Linked DNA regions of Homo sapiens: region 2 is linked to region 1. A link is a contact called in ENCODE Hi-C or POLR2A ChIA-PET data. All regions are on one chromosome and are shown on one strand. Each heading gives the region's core, a stretch centred on a gene start or an enhancer-like site at or near the end of the contact. The rest is flanking DNA. Distances are from core to core; before and after follow the strand shown.

Region 1 (6,349 bases), core at 1,913-4,412:
CCAGGCTCACCTGCCTGAGACATCCAGGGTCTGGGAGAAGCAGCTGCACAGCGACCCCATAACATCTCCACCTCCCACTTTCAAAGTCACTTCTCAGGAGAGCCTCTTCTGCTCTGGGGCTGTTTTAAATGGGACAGAGACTTGCTGTAGTCTGGGCCATGAGGCCAAACAGGAAAGCCCCTCTTGGAGCCCAAAAGAAGACAGTTTCATCAGGAAACAAAAAAGCTGATGGCCTGGCGGGGTGCGGTGGCTCACGCCTGTAATCCCAGAACTTTGGGAGGCCAAGGTGGGTGGATCACGAGGTCAGGAGTTCAAGACCAGCCTGACCGACATGGTGAAACCCTGTCTCTACTAAAAATACAAAAATTAGCCAGGCATGGTGGCGGGTGCCTATAATCCTAACTACTCAGGAGGCTGAGGCAGGAGAATCGCTTGAACCCAGGAGGCAGACGTTGGAGTGAGCCGAGACTGTACCACTACACTCCAGAGCCTGGGTGACAGAGTGAGGCTCCATCTAAAAAAAAAAAAAAAAAAGTGTGATGGCCTGTGGCGCTTGCAGGCCCTCGGAGGTTTCTAACAGCCCAGGTGATCTTCTGTCGCCTCTGGCTTGGTGGTTCTCTTGGTCATCCTCTATCCTGCTTGGGCGCCCCCACAGAAATGGCTTCCCACCTGGTTGGGGTCTGGGCATAGGATGAAAGCAAATATTTTACTGTGTGACAGTCCAAAAATTGCCCATCAGGATCACAGGGCACAACCAGCCACTCCGGTGCTGTCCAGGCCCCTTCCTGCCACTGCTGACCCTTCAAGTATGCTCTTCCCCTTCAATCAGTGAGGACGCTGCCCCACAGAAGGGACCAAGGGGCTTGCCAAAGGTCACTTTTCTGGGAAGATGCAGAGCTAGGCTGGTTTCAAACACCCGGCCTTTGACCCCGTGCTTTGTCTCAGCTCCTTCTATGACACCCCAGCCTTCTGGTACCCCAGTTCTACCAGACTGCCCTCAGCTGTCCTGTTGCTAAGGTTCCTCGGCATGACGCTGAGTCCGAGTCCTTAGCAGCCCTGTTGACCCTGGACGATGGAAACTTTTTTTTTTTGAGACGGAGTTTCACTCTTGTCCCCTAGGCTGGAGTGGAATGGTGCAATCTCAGCTCACTGCAACTTCTGCCTCCCGGGTTCAAGCAATTCTGCCTCAGCCTCCTGACTAGCTGGGATTACAGGCGCTCCACGCCACGCCCGGCTAATTTTTATATTTTTAGTAGAGATGGGGTTTCACCACGTTGGCCAGGCTGGTCTCGAACTCCTGACCTCAGTGATCTGCCCGCCTCGGCCTCCCAAAGTGCTGGGATTACAGGCTTGAGCCACTGCGCCCGGCCGATGGAAACTACTAAATGCAAGCGAACACGTCGGAGTGAATGAACTCCATCTCTGTGCCTGTGTGCAGGGAGGTGAACCCGAAATCAACATGGGAACTGGCGAAGGCCAGCCCAGCTCCCTTCAGGCCCAGACGGCACGACTTGGAATGCAGAGGCAGGATTAGTTCCTGTATCAGCCTGAGCCCTGGTTCTTATTTCATGTTCCCTTTTCAATCAGACAGAAGAAGGGTGGGTGTTTACGGCGGGCCAGACACAGCTGGGAGCCCTGCACTATTCCTGGCTGCCACTTGCCTTGCTGAGTGAGGCCAGGCTTGTCGCTCAACCTCACATGCCTGAGTTTCCTAATCGTCAGGCCAGAGACACGCACACTTACCCTGTCCTCCCCGGTCCGGGGCCCAGCAAAGGCATAGCAGTTGTGCTCCGTGTTAAACATGCAAATGGAGCCCCCAGAATAATCACACTGAGCACCAGGGCTTAGCTCAGAGACCAGGGACTCTTCTCTCTAAATACGGCTCAATTCTTCTGCAACATCTAGACCACAGGGGCCTGGCTTAGTGATGTGGGATTCTCAGCATCCATGACAAATGCAGACTGAATGCTGGTCAGACAGTCACACAAACGTATTAAAATGCTTTACCTCAGCTTTATTGGGATACAGTTCACATACCACACAACTCACCTATTTAAAGTACGGTTCTGGCTGGGTGTGGTGGCTCCTGCCTGTAATCCCAGCACTTTGGGAGGCCAAGGCGGGCAGATCACCTGAAGTCAGGAGTTCAAGACCAGCCTGGTCAACATGGCGAACTCCTGTCTCTACTGAAAAAAATACAAAAATTAGCAGGGCATGGTGGCACACGCCTGTAATCCCAGTTACTCAGGAGGCTGAGGCAGGTGAATCACTTGAACCTGAGAGGTAGAGGTTACAGTGAGATTGCACCACTGCACTCCAGCCTGGGTGACAAAGACTCCATTTAAAAAAAAAAAAAAAAGTGTACGGTTCTGGCCGGTGCAGTGGCTCCTGCCTGTAATCCCAGCACTCTGGGAGACCGAAGTGGGAGGATCTTGGGCTCAGGAGTTTGAGACCAGCCTGGGCAACATAGTGAGACCCCATCTCTACAAAAAAACTTAAAAATTAGCCAGGCATAGGCCAGACTCAGTGGCTCATGCCTGTAATCCCAGCACTCTGGGAGGCTGAGGCAGGTGGATCACAAGGTCAGGAGTTCAAGACCAGCTTGGCCAAGAGGGAGAAACCCTGTCTCTACTAAAAATACAAAAATTAGCTGAGTGTGATGGCGGGCGCCTGTAACCCCAGCTACTCGGGAGGCTGAGTCAGAGAATTGCTTGAACCCGGGAGGCAGAGGTTGCAGTGAGCCGAGATTGTGCCACTGCACTCCAGCCTGGGTGACAGAGTGAGACTCCATCTCAAAAAGCTAACAACAACAACAAAAATTAGCTGGGCGCGGTGGCACATTCTCGTCATCCCAGCTACTCAGGAGAATGAGGTGGGAGGTCGAGGCTGCAGCGAGCCCTGATCGTGCCACCGCACTCCAGCTGGGCGACAGTGAGTCCCTGTCTCACAAAATAAAAGCAAATAGAAAGTGTACGGTTCTATGGTTTTAGTATATTCACAGATACGTACAATCACCTTGGCCCAGTTGGGCTCTAGAATAAAGTAACCATAGACCGGATGCCTCGTCAACCACAGAAACCAATCCTTCACAGTTCTGGAGGCTGGAAGTCCAAGATGAAGGCGCCCACAGTTTCTGCGTGGTGAGGGCCACCTCCTGGTTCACAGAAGCGCCTCCTCGCTGTGCGGTCATGTGACGGAGGCCGGAAGGCAGGTCCCACAGCCTCTGGGGAAGGAGAGCCCAGAGTAGCTGAGGAACTGGGGTGCCCACACCAGCCTGCTGGGGGCTTCAAATGTTCTTTTAGGAGTGACAAGGGAATCGACCTGCCCAGCTCTGCAGCCCTGGGGGCCACAGAGGACCGGGGCACAGCCGGCGCCTCTGCTCAGGGCTCCGGCCTCCATCTCTGGGAGCGAGCACCCGTGGATGCCTCACTCCACCCAGGGTCACTGTCGCGCAGCAGCAGCTTTCCAGAAGGCAGCCGGCCATTGACGAGTGACCAGGCGGAGACGGTGAAGGCCAGAAGTTCCTCCAGAGGCCGCGTGCCAGCCCCTCGCCTGTGAGGGGGGCCTGGGTCTCCGGGCTCCCCAGGACGGTGCTTCCTCTTGCAGCTGGGCCTGGAGGCCGGAGAGGGTCATGTGAGCCCTCCTGGGCGGGCGGTGCCTCTACGGCTGTGACCTTGAGCAAGTCCCCCTCCTCTCAGGTCTCGGTTTCCTAGGACATGGAGTGGGGACGGAGGTGGTTCCTCACCTCACGAGATTGCGGAGGCACGTGAAGCCGATGGTCCTGAGCTTCTGGACAAGTGCCCAGCCCAGAGTAAGCGCTTAGCAAATCCGAGTGATTCGGCGGCACCACTGAGCCTCGGTTTCCTCATCTGCAAGACAGGGTTACGCTTTCCTCACAGGGAGGAGGGTTCCGGGGGGTCATCAGGCAAGGCCCTCAGCACAGAACCGCCAATAGCTAACACCTATTATTGACCTTGTTGTAACAGGATGATAAAATGGTTTTCTTGACTGGGCGCCACGGCTCATGCCTGTAATCCCACCACTTTGGGAGGCCAAGGCAGGAGGATTACTTGAGCCCAGGAGTGGAGACCAGCCTGGGCAACATAGTAAGACCCTGATCTCTACAAAAAATAGAAAAAATTAGCCCAGCGTGATGGGGCATGCCTGTAATCCCAGCTCCTCCGGAGGCTGAGTCAGGAGGATTGCTTGAGCCCAGGAGTTCAAGGCTGCAGTGAGCTGTGATTGCACCACTGCACTCCAGCCTGGGTCACACAGCGAGACCCGATCCCTGCCCCACCCCCCACCGCCCAAAAAGCTTTTATTTGCTGCCCCAATTTTAGCTGAGACTTTGAGAGGACAAAACAATACAAGGGGTGAGGTCCCCCACCCCACAGGCCATCTTGCTGGACATGCTTTGAGGCTGTGCAGCGCCGTGGCCGGCATCTGTCCCGGGCCCACTTGGTATAAATGAGGCAGATAGATGAGGTGGGTGGAAGAAAGGCCCCTGGCCGAGCTGCTCATGTGGACCACGTGTCCCTTGGAGGGTGGGCTGCCTCCTTCCTGGTTGCAGCCTGACCGAGGTGGGCAGCCAGTGCCTAAGGTTTGATCCGTGTTAACCGCAATCACTGTCATTGGACTCATCATCAAAAGCATAGGTGCGGCCGGGTGCGGTGGCTCACGCCTATAATCCCAGCACTTTGAAAGGCCGCGGCGGGTGGATCACCTGAAGTGAGGAGTTCGAGACCAGCCTGGCCAACATGGTGAAACCCCATCTCTACTAAAAATACAAAAATTAGCCAGGGTGGTGGCAGGCTCCTGTAATCTCAGCTACTCAGGAGGCTGAAGTAGGAGAATTGCTGGAACCCGGGAGGCGGAGGTTGCAGTGAGCCGAGATTTCGCCATTGCACTCCAGCCCAGGCAAAAACAGCGAGACTCTGTCCCAAAAAAAAGGCATAGGTACATGTGGCTCCTGGAGTCAGAACTGTGGCTGGCCGCCTGCCTCCTTGGCAGGCAGTCACCTTCCCGGAGCTGCAGAACTTTTTCATCCTACAAATCTGAAACTACACACATTAAAGGACAGTTCCCCCTTCTCCTCTCTTTCCAGCCCCTGGCAGCCAGCACTCCACTCTAAGAGTTTGCCCTTTTGGCCGGGCGTGGTGGCTCACGCCTGTAATGCCAGCACTTTGGGAGGCCGAGGCGGGCGGATCACGAGGTCAGGAGATCGAGACCATCCTGGCTAACACGGTGAAACCCCGTCTCTACTAAAAATACAAAAAAATTAGCCGGGCATGGTGGCGGGCGCCTGTAGTCCCAGCTACTCAGGAGGCTGAGGCAGGAGAATGGCGTGAACCCGGGAGGCAGAGCTTGCAGTGAGCCGAGATCGTGCCACTGCACTCCAGCCTGGGCGACAGAGCGAGACTCCATCTCAAAACAAAAAAAAAAAAGAGTTTGCCCTTTTTTTTTTTTTTTTTTTTTTTGAGAGGGAGTCTCACTCTGTTGCCCAGGCTAGAGTAGAGTGGAGTTCAGTGGCGCCTCTCAGCTCACTGCAACCTCTGCCTCCCAGGTTCAAGTGATTCTCCTGACTCAGCTTCCTGAGTAGCTGAGATTACAGGTGCCTGCCACCACACCTGGCTAATTTTTGTATTTTTAGTAGAGACAGGGTTTCACCATGTTAGCCAGGCTGGTCTCGAAATCCTGACCTCAGGTGATCCACCCTCCTCGGCCTCACAAAGTGCTGGGATAACAGGCATGAGCCACCGTGCCTAGCCTTGAATTTCTCTTAAGTCTTAAGAGTAGGAGCAGGGGAGGTGATGTTGCTCAAACTCTTTTTTTAAAAAAACAGCTTTTTTTAGGTATAATTAACATATAATATGTAAAGTGAACAATTTTTTAGTTTTTAAGAGATAGGGTCTTGCTGTGTTGTCCTGGCTGGAGTGAAGTGGTATGATCGTAGCTCACTGTAGCCTCAACTTTCCAAGCTTAAGCCATCCTCCTGCCTCAGCCTCTGGAGTAGCTGGGACTATAGGCACAAGCTACCAAACCTGCTATTTTTTTTTTTTTTAAGACAAAGTCTCACTCTGTTGCCCAGGTTGCTCACTACAACCTCCGTCTCCCAGGTTTAAGCAATTCTCCTGCCTCTCCTGAGTAGCTTAGATTACAGGCACCTGCCACCACGCCTGGGTAACTTTTTGTATTTTTAGTAGAGACGGGGTTTCACCATGTTGGCCAGGCTGGCCTTGAACTCCTGACCTCATGATCCACACGCCTCGGCCTCCCAAAGCACTGGGATTACAGGCGTGAGCCACCATGCCCAGCCTAATTTTTGTATTTTTTGTAGAGATGGGGTTTC
Region 2 (6,349 bases), core at 1,992-4,491, 400 kb before region 1:
ACAGAGCGAGACTCCATATCAAAAAAAAAGAAAAATATAACTCCAGGTTGCTTTTGGCTCGACTAGACTGGGGTTATTTTTAGCTTTTGCCTTTTTAAGTGTTGGCAGAGACCTGACGAGGTTATCACATGACAATAATAGCTGCCATGTATTAAGTATTTGCTATATATCAGGTCCTTGGCTACATGCTTTACACACGGGTCACATTTAATCTCCACAATTACCTGAGGAGGAGCTAGGTCTGTGGCTATGGCTTTCCTCTAGGTGAGGAACCGGAGGCTCGGGTAAAAAGTTTGCCCAGGTTAGTGGCCGAGCTGAAGTTAAAACAAAGACACACAGGCCTGGCGTGATGGCTCACACCTGTAGTCCCAGCACTTTGGGAGGCTGAGATGGGAGGATCCCTTGAGCCCAGGAGTTCGAGACCAACCTAGGCAACATGGCGAAACCCTGTCTCTACCAAAAATACAAAAATTAGCCAGTCTCGTAACCTGGTCTCAAGATAAAATAAATAAATAGATTTAAAAAAAAAGCCACAGACTTCAGCTCTGCTGCCTCCTGTGCCCATAGCCCTCTGTCTCCATCTTTACCTTGCGGTCCACAAAATCCTAGACAAGTGAAAAGACTTTTAAAAAATTGGAAATCCTCATCTTTAAAAAAGCTTTTCCTAATGTCCTCAATCACGCCTCCACTCCATTTGTCCTTTTTATGCATTTGGAAAATGGGGAATGTTTATTAAGTAAGTGATCTCTAAATCCTTCCCAGTGCTCGACTTCTGAGCCCAGTAGAAGACAGGGAATGAGGAATTAGCCACAGCGTTTCTCAAGATTGGCTGCCTCAAAGTTGTCCACCTTGCCCTTGACTTTGTGATCCCGTGTGGTTGATGTTTAGAGACTCCCCACCATCCCTGGTGAGAGATTAAGTTGAGACAGAAACCACTGCTAAGTTGGGAACCCAGCTGCTGCTACAAATGACACAGAAAGAAGGCCAGTTGATAGCCACATTTGTCAGCAACAGGCAGAGACCATTGTTAAGCCTGGCCGAGGGGCAAGTTAAAAATTTAAGAATGAAATATTGGCATCTGGCAGACCACTTGAAGAAATTGGGTTGGCTTTGATGTCTTTTTGCTCTGCTTGGTTTTCTGTTGAGACATGATTCTGTGAGCAGGCTACATCCTCTCCTCCGGCCCATCCTCTTTCTCTCTCGGTAGAGAAGGACATTCATCCGACAGCCAGATCTGTAGCCTGCGATGGTTGCCCAAGAAAGTGGCTGCTGTTGGTAACATCACAGTCAATTTATACAGAAATTGTTTGTAAGCTCATATAAGCCACCCTTCCTCTGGAAGGAATGACTAGCAGATTAGTCACTGGGAGTCTCTGACCTTGGGGTAAATGTAACATGGAGCAAGAGTCTGAGGCTTTCTGTTCTCAAGTTCAGGTGAACTTGAAGTTGCTCTCACAGATTAGATAGATCACAATAAAATACACCAGCATATGGCATTTCCAGGTGAAGGAGGACTTTTGTGTCCTTTCTTAGACATGGCCATGTGGGAAAGTTTGCATGTCTGGCAACCCCAGGTGCCGGGAGGAATATGGAGCAACTAGGACTCTCCCAACCTTGCTAGTGGGACTGTAAAGTGGCATAGCCACTTGGGAGAATTGTTTTGCAATATCTGTAAGAATCAATGTGGCATATACCCTACAATCCAGCCGTTCTGCTCTTAGAGGACTGTTGGCATGTGTTCCAGGAGACATGTATGAGCAGCATTGTTTATTAAAGCAAAAATGCTGGAAGCGACCCAGTGTCCACTGACAGGAGAGCAGATAAATAAAGCTGGGATTATGGAATCTACGGAATTTCTCAGCATTGAAAACGAAATCACTGATACACCCCAGCATGCCTGAGTGTCAGGCCTGCTATTGAGTAAAAAACAAGAGCGTGAGAATCTTTACAATATGCCATCACTTAGGTAACGTTCACAAACTTATAAGTTAAACTGTATATGTCGATATAAACTATCCTGAAAAGTAAGGGATGATAAGTCTGAAAGTCAGAGTCGGGCTGCCTGTAGGGAAGAGATGTGGCTGTAGAGGAGCACATGGCAGCACCAGTGGAATCCATCCGCTTCTCGAGCTGCACCATCCAGTGTGCCAGTCACCAGCCCCAGGGGCTGTTTACACAGTTAACTCACAGTTCAGTGCCTCAGCCACAGCAGCCACAATCAGGCCTCAGTAGCCACTAGTGCCTGTCGTGTTAGACAGTTCAGGTACCGGCCGCCTCCATCGCTGCAGAAGGTTCTGTTTGCTAGGCCAGATGGTGGGTGCCTGGATTTGATTCATTCTCTATAACTTGTACATATATATATTTGTATGAAATCTTTAAATTTTTTGTTTTAACTTCAATTCTAGAAAATTACTAAAGAGACGCATATACAAATTCTACAGTGTAACTTCCTAAGTGTGAAAAGCAGGGGAATAGCAAGAGAGCAGTTGGTGGCACTGCCTGCGACGCAGCAGTCATGTGGGAACACTCCCTTCACGTCGCCCTCCATCCCAGATGATTGACGTGCATGAGAAAGGGGCAGGGAGAGTGCATCTGTCTGTCTGTCTGTCTGTCTGCCTGCCTGTCTGGAGCCGTTGGCGAGATTGCCCTAACAGCAGTGTTCATGTGAGGGCACCTGTCGTTTCCTCCCCACCCTGCTATCGCAAAGCATTATAGTACCTCCTCAGCACTCAAAGGCATAGTGTGAATGACCTTGAGAATCACCTGAAGCCTGTGCTGCTAACCCAAGGTTTCAAGAAGGATGTGACAAACATACTGTCCTAGTTAGTGCTGTCCTCGATTTCCAGCGTTGAGAAGGTTGGTTGTCATTTGAAAGAATCTCTTCTCTCTGCCTGATTTATGGCTTCTTGTGCTAGAGCTGGCTGTGCTGAGGTGGATACCCTGAGGAGGGAGATTTATTGGTAGGCATTGCACTGTCTTTAGGTGCTGACATGTTTTCCCAGCCTTGCCCAAGGCAGACAAGAATTGTGAGTGCAATAATAAACCTCTTGAGTTCCATCAACAGCTCATAGGCAGAAGTGCCCTTAGTTGGTCCCTGCCCTTGCATGAACCTGAGAGGGTTTTTTGGTGATCGACCTCTACACCTCACTTGTCTACCCCAGTTCCGCCGTGGTCATGACGGCGCAGTTGTGAATCTTGCCAGCTCCTCAGCCCCATGCCTGCCTGAACAGCAACTCAGGGCAGTAGACAGTGGAGAAAGCGGAAGTTGGCTCACCCAGCCTGAAGATCTTTGAGCACCAGAGAACCCACGCATCCTGCCCAGACTTCCCCATTTGTGTCTGCTTTCCCTGCTTCAGTCCTACTCAACAGGATACAAGTCACATGGATTAGGAAACTGCTCTGACAGCCCATCTGACTTGGGAACCTGCCTGGTGAGGGAAGAGGCTGTGTCTTTTAGGGACACTGTGGGGCTGCCATCAGAAGACATGGAGTAGGGACAGCAATAGGATCCGTATGCAGGGAGGCAGGTTAAACCAAAGAGGGAAATAGACTAATAGGCTAAAAGCCAGATTGAGACTTCTGGTTCAGTGCCAAAGGAAGAGAAGAGTGGGCATTTATAAGGTCTCATTTACTTAGAATAGTGAGTTAAATGTTCAGTGTTGCAGAATAACTGGATGAAGATCTGGAAGCAGCTGGGAAATAAGAATTCGGTATCTATCGACCTTGCTATGCATCCAAGCTCCTTGTGTTGAGCGGGTGCCGTGTGCCAGGCATTTTGTGAAATACCTTATTGTATTATCCACAGTAAATATCTCATTTAATCTACATCACATCAGCCATCTCAAGAAATATAATGTTATCTCACTCATTTTCCAGACAAAATAAGGGAAAGATTTAGAGAGATGATATCTAAGTATTTGAATGCAAACATTCTGACTCCAGTGCACACCCCCCTTTTAGAAAATTTTTTGGCCGGGCGCGGTGGCTCACACCTGTAATCTCAGCACTTTGGGAGGCCAAGGCAGGTGGATCACGAGGTCAGGAGATCGAGACCATCCTGGCTAACACGGTGACACCCCGTCTCTACTAAAAATACAAAAAAATTAGCCAGGCGTGGTGGCAGTCGCCCAGGCTGGAGTGCAGTGGTGCAATCTTGCACTGCATGCTCTGCCTCCTGGATTCACGCCATTCTCCTGCCTCAGCCTCCCGAGTAGCTGGGACTATAGGCATGTACCACCAGGCCTGGCTAACAGTGCACACCCTCTTAAGCATCACATGAAGGATTAGACTGTTCACATCCATGTTGAAGTATAAAGAAGGAAGTATAAACTGTAAATGGGATCCACCCTGCTTGGGTGAAGAGAGAGAAGAGGCAGGACAGAGGGGAGCGGGAGAAGTCACACCATCCCAGTTCATTTGAATGCGAGGGATGACTGCTGACATATGAGGGCTGGTGTTGAGAGCCTCCTGACCCTGTTGAGCTGTTCCAGGTGAGCTAGCCAGGTGCAGCAGCTTCCTGTTGACTTGTGTCCCCATCTGGGGACTAAGAAGGGCTTTCTGCAGCTCTGGCCATCACACAGCTGTGAAGCTGTTTGGTTTGACCACATGTGAATGCGGGTCAGGCCCTGGCTTTTCTCTTTGGTCCAGAGCGCAGTGGGTGCCTAGGTAATTTGCAAAGGGCAGGTAGTTTATCTGATCCTGCCTGGCCACCTGGAAGGTCTTTAGCAAGGGAACTGAACTTTGGCCTTGTTAAGTCACGTGCAGCAATAGTAGACAGAGTGAGAGCCATGTAGTGCAAGGTGCCGTGCTATTTATTTGGAGGGTTGTTTTGTTTGGTTTTCTGGTTTGTTTTGTTGTACTAAATTGCTGGAAAAACTTGACAGAGGGAGTGCTTTTTATTTTTAAAACTACAGGTATTTATTTTTCCATTGCGTAGGACAGTGTTTTGTTGCTTAATTTTCAGCCAATTTCAAGTATTTCTGCTGTTACTAAAAGAAGCAGTCTTCTTCCTGGGATATTTTTGTTGTTGGTTGGTTTCTTCATTTGTTGAATATATGTTTACTGATTATCTTCTATGGGCCAACTGCCATGTCAGCACTGGGAAAACAGGCATGAACAAGACAGGTACAGTCCTCAGGGAACTTGTCCCCCAAGCCTTTATTTTTTTGAGACAGGGTCTCGCTCTGTTGCCCAGGCTGGAGCGCAGTGCTCACTGTAGCCTCTAACTCCTGGGCTCAAGCAGTCCTCCCACCTCAGCCTCCTGAGTAGCTGGGACTACAGGTCTGCACCACCATGCCCAGCTAATATTTTGTAGGTAGAGACAAAGTCTCACTCTGTTGCCTAGGCTCCAACTCCTGGGCTCAAGTGATCCTCCCGCCCCAGCCTCCCAAAGTGCTGGAATTACAGGCATGAACCACTGCGCCCAGCCATACTTGCATTCTTGTGAGGAGACAGGTTTAAATAAATCGATTAATAAGATGTTTTCAGACACTGGAACTGGTTGTAATAATGCTGAGATGAAGGAAGACTGCCAGTGGGCTTTTTTAAAAAAATAGCTTTATTGATATATAATTCACATATCATACAATTCATTCAAAAAGGGTACAGTTCTTTTTTTTTTCTAGTAATTCACTGGGCTATACAACCATCACCATATTCTAATTTTAGAATACTTTTGTACACCAGGAGAAAAAACTCCATACTGATTATAGCAGCCCCTCTCCATCTCTGCCCCGTCCAGTCTTAGGCAACCACCAATCTACTTTCTGTCTCTATGGATTTGCCTATTCTGGACATTTCAAATGAATGGAATCATACAATATATGGTCTTCTGTGGCTGGCTGCTTTAGCTTAAATAATGTTTTCAAGGTTCAACTGTGTTGTAGCTGATCCGTACTTAATTTATTTTTATTGCCAAATAATATTCCATTGTATGGATATAATACATTTTATTTAGTCATTCACAAACATGGACATTTGAGTTTTTCCCACCTTTGGCTATTATGAATAATGTTGCTGTGAACTTTCCTTTGACTTACCTGTACAAGTCTCATGGATTTAGGCTTTCATTTCTCTTGCAAATCTGCCCAGGAGTGGAATTTCTGGGTCACATGTCAACTCTGTGATCTTGTGAGAAACTGCCCGACATTTTCCAAAGCAGAGAAACCATGTTACATTCCTACCAGCAATGTGTAGGGCGTTCAGTTTCTCCAGTCCTCACCAACACTTGGTACTGCCTTTTTTATTAGACCTAGTGTGCGTGAAGCGTTACATTTCCTTAATGGCTAATTATGTTGACCGTCTTTCCATGTGCTTATTGCCAATTTGTGTATCTTCTTTGGAGAATGTC

What was found. Hi-C counts contacts between places; a loop is a spot of excess contacts on that map. ChIA-PET counts read pairs that join two places held with the same protein, here RNA polymerase II (POLR2A). Pooled maps may share reads with other maps.
Region 2: a loop to region 1 is called in a pooled map, with 3 times the contacts of the local background. The contact joins two enhancer-like sites. A Hi-C loop is called at or near these places in 1 of 37 single-sample maps with no recorded cell type and 5 of 50 pooled maps. POLR2A ChIA-PET finds 5 or more read pairs at or near these places in 1 of 52 experiments (activated B cell).

What each region holds. Positions count from the first base shown.
Region 1 is chr9:131,249,569-131,255,917 of GRCh38, reverse strand. No RefSeq gene overlaps it. Among named protein-coding and RNA genes, the nearest start is that of FAM78A, 24 kb to the left of the region's middle. RefSeq lists enhancers at 1,535-2,036, 3,232-3,281 and a silencer at 2,988-3,304. Within about 2 kb of position 3,162, at least 19 of the 41 ENCODE cell types and tissues checked have a DNase peak (open chromatin) inside an H3K27ac peak, as active enhancers do.
Region 2 is chr9:131,653,508-131,659,856 of GRCh38, reverse strand. The region is part of intron 1 of RAPGEF1 (Rap guanine nucleotide exchange factor 1); the gene reads left to right. Among named protein-coding and RNA genes, the nearest start is that of RAPGEF1, 83 kb to the left of the region's middle. RefSeq lists enhancers at 1-492, 2,827-2,906, 4,074-4,574. Within about 2 kb of position 3,241, at least 29 of the 41 ENCODE cell types and tissues checked have a DNase peak (open chromatin) inside an H3K27ac peak, as active enhancers do.